2 separate regions of the Mus musculus genome follow, and region 2 is linked to region 1. Evidence: chromatin loops called from intact Hi-C (ENCODE). Cell type or tissue: left cerebral cortex. All regions are shown on one strand. Each heading gives the region's core, and the rest is flanking DNA. Links, peaks and the distances in the headings are about the cores only.

Region 1 (2,897 bases), core at 106-2,605:
TACAGAACCGCTCCCTTTCTGTCATCTCCTTTAGGAACTAAAGCCGAGCAAAATGGACTTTGAAAAGAGTAGGAAGAAACGAAATGATCCAGACTCAATTCCTCGACCAAGGTCTCCAAAGGTCACAGGCCTTCTTTCAGAGCTGAGTCTGACCTAATTGGGAGAAAGTCCACAGTGTCCTAATGAAGGCCAAGAGACTTAGGACTTGGCACCACCCTTCTCCAATTTGGGAATTCTGGGGCCCACCAACAGGCCCAGAGCATTAGAGAAGGGTACAAGATCAAATCCCCTTCTCTCACTTAGGAATAGGGAACCGAATCCCCACCCCACCCCCAGCATTCTAGTTCTGAAGACCCCAGCGTTGAGGACCAAGGGTGCAGTAGCCCTGGCCCTCAGAGGCTCTCAGAGGCTCCGCTTGCAGCCAGCCTTGGCGCTCTTTATTACCTGAGAGATCCTCGCGGGCGTTCTGGTGCAAGTAGCTCTGCTCCAACGAGTAGGAAGACATGCTGGGGTGCAGACCAGCAGAGGCCGCGGGATTACTGCTTGGCGTCAGGGCAGGCGGCTGCTTGAGGTAAGGTGAAGCGCCAGGCGAGCTCCAATGTGCCGCAGGGCTAGTGTAGGGCGAGTGACACTCAATGGCGCTTGCCATAGCCGGGGATGAGGGCACAGGGCTGCTGCTGCTGTCCGGCCCATAGTCCCCGCCGCCACCGCCGCCACCCGCTGCCGCACCGACGCCCGCAGGACCTGCGGGCACCGGGCAGCTGGCCATATAGGTGGAGCCCGGGTTGGGCGACATGTGGGGGACGTGGTGGTGGTGGAGGTGGTGTGGATGCGCGTGGCCCGGAGCACCCGCCCCTGTATCATAGCCCGCGGGCATCATGTCGAGGCCACCATAACCGCCTTGACCGTGGCAACCCAGAGGCGCCGACGGGGGCGCTTGGAAGTCGAAGCCCTGGGGCAGCAGCGAGGCCCCGAAGCCCAAGCCGCTCACCACGCGATGGTACATGGGTTTGAGAGCCTGGCACTTCCGCCTGAAGCCGCGCGGCCGGCGGCGGAACGAACCCTCCTCAAACATGAATTCGCTGGCCGGGTCGATGGTCCAGTAGTGGCCCTTACCAGGTCTCCCGAGGCCCTTGGGCAGCTTGATGAAGCACTCGTTGAGCGAGAGGTTGTGGCGCACGGAGTTCTTCCAGCCCTGGTAGGCGCCACGGAAAAAGGGGAAGCGCGCCTGTAGGAACTGGTAGATCTCACTGAGCGTCAGGCGCTTGCTGGGCGAGCTCTGGATGGCCATGACGATGAGCGCGATGTACGAGTAAGGAGGCTTCTCCGGCCGCCGCAGCCCCGAGGTTGCCTTCTTGGTGCCTCCACTCCCGGCGCCCGCGCCGCCGCTGCTAGCCGCACTCTTGCAAGCACCGGCCGAGGCGCTGACGGAGTTAGAAGAGGACGAGGCACAGGAGGCAGAGGATGATGATGACGACGACGAAGTGGACTCCAGGGTGGCGGCGGGTGGCGGGCTCATCAAGGCGGCCTGGAGCGCGCCGGGCGCCGGGCTGCACGCGCGGCGGAGTGGGGCAGGCGGCGGGCGCGGCGGGGGTGGCGGAGGCCCGCCCTCGGTGCTCATCTGGGAATCGGGAACGAGGCCGGGCCTGGGGGGCGGACCCCGGACCGGGATCGGCGGCGCCGGAGCCGGGTCGGTCCACAAATCGGGCGAGTGCCCTACTGCGCCGGCCGCGCTGCAGCCCGGGCCACTGCGGGCCAGCGCTTCGGCGTCGCCTCCCTCAGCTCCTCTGGGGCTTCGGGCGGCGGCGGCGGCGGCGGGTCGGAGGCAACGCCCCGCGCATCCCTCTTCCGAGCCTCCGGCCGGCTCCTTGCGCAACCGTCTCCTAAGCCACTGAGGCGACGCTGCCCAGAGCTGGACAGCTGCGCCCTCGAGCCAAGACCTCAGCCCGGACCCCGGGGACTAGCCCGTCGTCTTCTTTCAGGAGTGCTCTTCTCTCTGTCTCTTGGACTTCCTCCCTGGCGCGCCCTCCCCGCGGCAGCTTCGCTCCCTCCCTCCCTCGCTCCCTCCCTCCACCCCACCCCGCCCTGCCCCCTCCTTGCTCCGCGCCGCCCGCCACGGGGAGGGCGCACAGGGCTCGCGTCACTCCTCCCCCTCTGGACCTGGCGGCGGGCTCCTGCTCTTATCGCCTCCCGGACTCTCCGGGGTCCTGCTGGCACTACTAATTCCTCTCGGGGCTCTTTCCCTTTCCCAGTCTGTCCTCTTCAAAGCCGCAGATACACCCGCATTCAGCAGGGAGAACTCCCAACCTTGGCCAGACTCGATTACTCCTAACTTCAGCAATTCATTCTCTGTTCCTTCCAGCAGCCCGTATCCTATCCCAGAAGTGCCCCCAACCTAGCGATCCGTGCCCGGACACACCCTGCCCCTCCTCCACCCCCGCCGGACCCTGTGGGGGCTGAGTCTTGGGGAGACTGTGCCCTGGAAGAGCTTCCTTAGCCACGGTCCCCAGTGCCCGAACTGACACCATCTGTCAACTTCATTTAGGCAGTGCTGCCCTCAGCCACACGCCAGGGTGCCAGACGTCCCAAGGTAACGTGCCAACTCCGGGTCTCTCTCTCTCTCTCTCTCTCTCTCTCTCTCTCTCTCTCTCTCTCTCTGGCTGGACATGCAGGCTTCTGAGAGGTCACAGCAGAGGGCAAACACTGGACGCCCTTGAGCTGTGCCCGGGGCAGTTATGAACAGATTGTCAGCTGAGCAAGGGGTTTGGGTGGAGAAACCTGGGGCCACCTCTTAGACACTCTTTTGAGTCGAATGGATTCGGTTTTTTATTTGCTTCCATTTTCCACTGACTTGTCATTTCCACTTCATGCTGAGAGAGAGCAAGAGAGACCCTGAG
Region 2 (2,897 bases), core at 290-2,789, 170 kb before region 1:
CATCTCCCAAGTTCTCAAAGTTAGTCTTCTTGGCCTCTCTAATTGCTTACAGGGACAGAGAGCCAACACCTGCTCTTTAACCCCTGGGGTGGATCCATTTGTCAGCCCTTTACAGGAAAGCTCCACACTTCCACAGCCAGTCCCGGTTCAGAGTGGAGTTGAGCCATAACGAGGCCACAAAACACAGGAGAAATGAATCTTTAACTTTGGAGCCTGCTCACCAAAGACTTGAGCCTTTCTTTGTCTAGGAAGAGGTAGATGAAGAGCCAAACTGCCCCTTCGAAGAAGAAGAAGAAGAAGAAGAAGAAGAAGAAGAAGAAGAAGAAGAAGAAGAAGAAGAAGAAGAAGAAGAAGAAGAAGAAGAAGAAGAAGAAGAAGAAGAAAATTTGAAAAGGGGCAGACGATGGGAAAGAATGGGTCGTGCATGCCGGCATAAGCCCGTGCCTTGGATCCTCATGAACCAGATTCCCAACAGACTCATGGTGGCAGCCAACTTTAGGGCCTGGGAAGGCAGAGGCCCCTTCATTTCCCAGCCTCCTCACATCGCGGGTGACCTGTAAAATACAAGCAGGTCCCCAGACCGGGGAGACTTGCGCTGCCAGGAACTACGGGGTGCGGACTGGCGCCGACCGTCGGGCAGTGGGGCGAAGCCAGCACCTTCCCCGGGCTGCAGAGAAAACTTTGCCCTTTAGCACCCACACCCCCTGGTCCATAGGTGTTGGGAGAAACGCTGTGCTCTGAGGGACAGACCCTCAAAACGATTCGGGATGCCCGGGCCAGTGGAGATGGCTGCACCTTGCAGACCGAGGGCTGGTCCGGTGTCTCCTGCCAAGAACTCAGGCACCACAGTGCTACAGTGGGTCTTTCTTCCTGACTTCCAGGGCGCCCTTCGTAGAGACCCCTAGTCTGCCGCCTGCAATCCCAGCTGGCCCCAACTCTGGGTCGCACCCCATAGTGCACCTCACTGTACTCTGGGTCAGCAAATGTGGAGACCTAGAGTGCACAAGAAGCAGTCGGTTTCACAGTTCTCATTTTCGGGGACGTGGGGTTGGGGGGCACCCGCGGTGCCCTGGACTAAAGCTGGGTGTTTGCAGGTCTTAAGGTACGATACAAAAAGTTAGCACTTGATTCTGCGCGGCGAGCCTTGCTCGAAGTCTGAGGCTCCCAGGCGACTGGAGATGGAAGGGGTGGCCACGGGGACCTGTAGCCTCTTTCCGACTCTGCAGCTTTCTACTACCCAGGAGACAAAGGCAAGAAAGGAGGGGACACATAGAAACCTCGGACCACTGGGCAGCTTCGAGCCCAGCTCCCCGCGGTTAGGTGCTCTGGGCCAGTCTTGCTCCTCCGGAACTGCTCGTGCGGGACCCCAACACTGCGCGTGCTCCGAGCGCCCCCTGCCGCCCGCTGCTTCACCTCCGCGTTGCCTCTGCGGTCGCTCCGGTTCCAGAGGCCGGCGAAGGACGGTCCCTTCCCTTCTGGAGCCTCTCGGGAGTGGGGGTGGGGTGGGGGTGAGGGGACAGGTTGACTGAGGACCTTGTGGCTGGAAGGAAGCTCCCAATTTTCTCGGGCGGCAACTTTCACTTCCCCAGAGACTAGTCCTATCCCAGTGAGCATCCCCGCAGGCATAGATCTGGGATGTTCTTCCTAGAGTCGGAAGTGACCCGAGATTGGGGCTTTCTCAGCCATCGGCGACACATTCCTTCCAGAAGGCCCCTTTAAATTGATGTACACATTACAGAAAAGGCAAAGCCACTTCGCCGAGTGAATGACTTTCTGAGAGATGCCAAGGAATGCATTTACTGGCCGCCAGGTCTGCCAATAAAAGTTGCAAATGAAGACTGCTGGTTTCCAGGAAAATGTACTTCTGTTTTTAAAACACTCCTTAGTCTTAATTACCAAAAACTGAACCTCCAAAGAACCGGTTTAAAGAACAGGACTAGTGAGTGGCAGTGATGGTGGCTGCTGGTGAGGTCCCACACCCCCGCATGCATTTACACACCCCAACTCACCGCGTGAGAACAGACCATGCACACCTACGGCTTTACCAATGCAGAGGCGCGCCAGTATTTACATACGCTGCAGACATAGACACAGGCTCAGCGCTGGCACCTGAGGAGGTATGCATTGGGATTAGTGAGTGCTGTTTAGTTTGGAAGTGAAGCTGTAAGAAAAAGACAAATACAGAAGCAAGTGGCCACAGAATAGTAGATAGAAATAAACATGTGCAAAGAAAGGAGACACTTGAACCATAGTATTTAGCTATGTCTTTCACAATCCCTTTTCTTTAACACCAACAATTGACTAGGTTTAAGCTACAAAATACGGCAATGTATCCAGAATCTCTCTCTCTCTCTCTCTCTCTCTGTGTGTGTGTGTGTGTGTGTGTGTGTGTGTGTGTGTGTGGCATTGAATTCTGGGCTTCTGGCTTCCTGAGCCCTAGATGTAATCATGGCTTACACCCCAAATTACTTTTAGGAAAGGTTTCCTTTTGTTTGAGGTCACAAAGACCACAGCTGGAATTTTAAAATCTCTCTCCATCCAACCAGGGAAGCAGCTATTTTTTTCCTCCCCAAAGCTTGGTTAAGGGTAGCACTCTAATGCCAATGAAAGGTGAATCCGTTTGGTAGGCTGTGTCTCTCTTGAAGCACAGACACTAATAAGCACACTAATAAGAATACTTAAGATGCTTGGGGCACTTACGTTGTCATCCTGCCAAGTGCTACAAATAACCCTCACAAGGACCCTGACATGGATGCTATTATCTGCATCTTGCACGTGAGAGAAGGGAAGCTTAAGGGGAATAAATAACCTGCCAACAGGATATATAGCCTCCCAGACTGACTCATTGAGTCTGGAGGACCTTAACGTGCCCCTTGTAAATACATAGTTTATGTGCA

The links. Hi-C counts contacts between places; a loop is a spot of excess contacts. Peaks named below come from ENCODE experiments on the same cell type or tissue, not always from the same donor. Only the 100,000 strongest peaks of a DNase experiment are listed, where the experiment ranks them.
Region 2: a loop joins it to region 1, with 5 times the contacts of the local background. A loop is called at or near these places in 9 of 42 quality-filtered maps.

Annotation. Positions count from the first base shown.
Region 1 is chr13:31,624,804-31,627,700 of GRCm38, reverse strand. Foxf2 (forkhead box F2) reads right to left here and starts at 1,885. Exons shown (of 2, transcript NM_010225.2): 1 at 445-1,885. The coding sequence starts at 1,621. In left cerebral cortex, for the core only: no CTCF peak of the experiment used is centred there; a DNase peak (open chromatin) is centred at 1,264; H3K4me3 peaks cover 2,500 bases; H3K27ac peaks cover 1,619 bases.
Region 2 is chr13:31,799,862-31,802,758 of GRCm38, reverse strand. No RefSeq gene overlaps it. Among named protein-coding and RNA genes, the nearest start is that of Foxc1, 5.3 kb to the left of the region's middle. In left cerebral cortex, for the core only: a CTCF peak has its summit at 1,397 (motif pointing left); DNase peaks (open chromatin) are centred at 1,375 and 1,667; H3K4me3 peaks cover 898 bases; H3K27ac peaks cover 326 bases.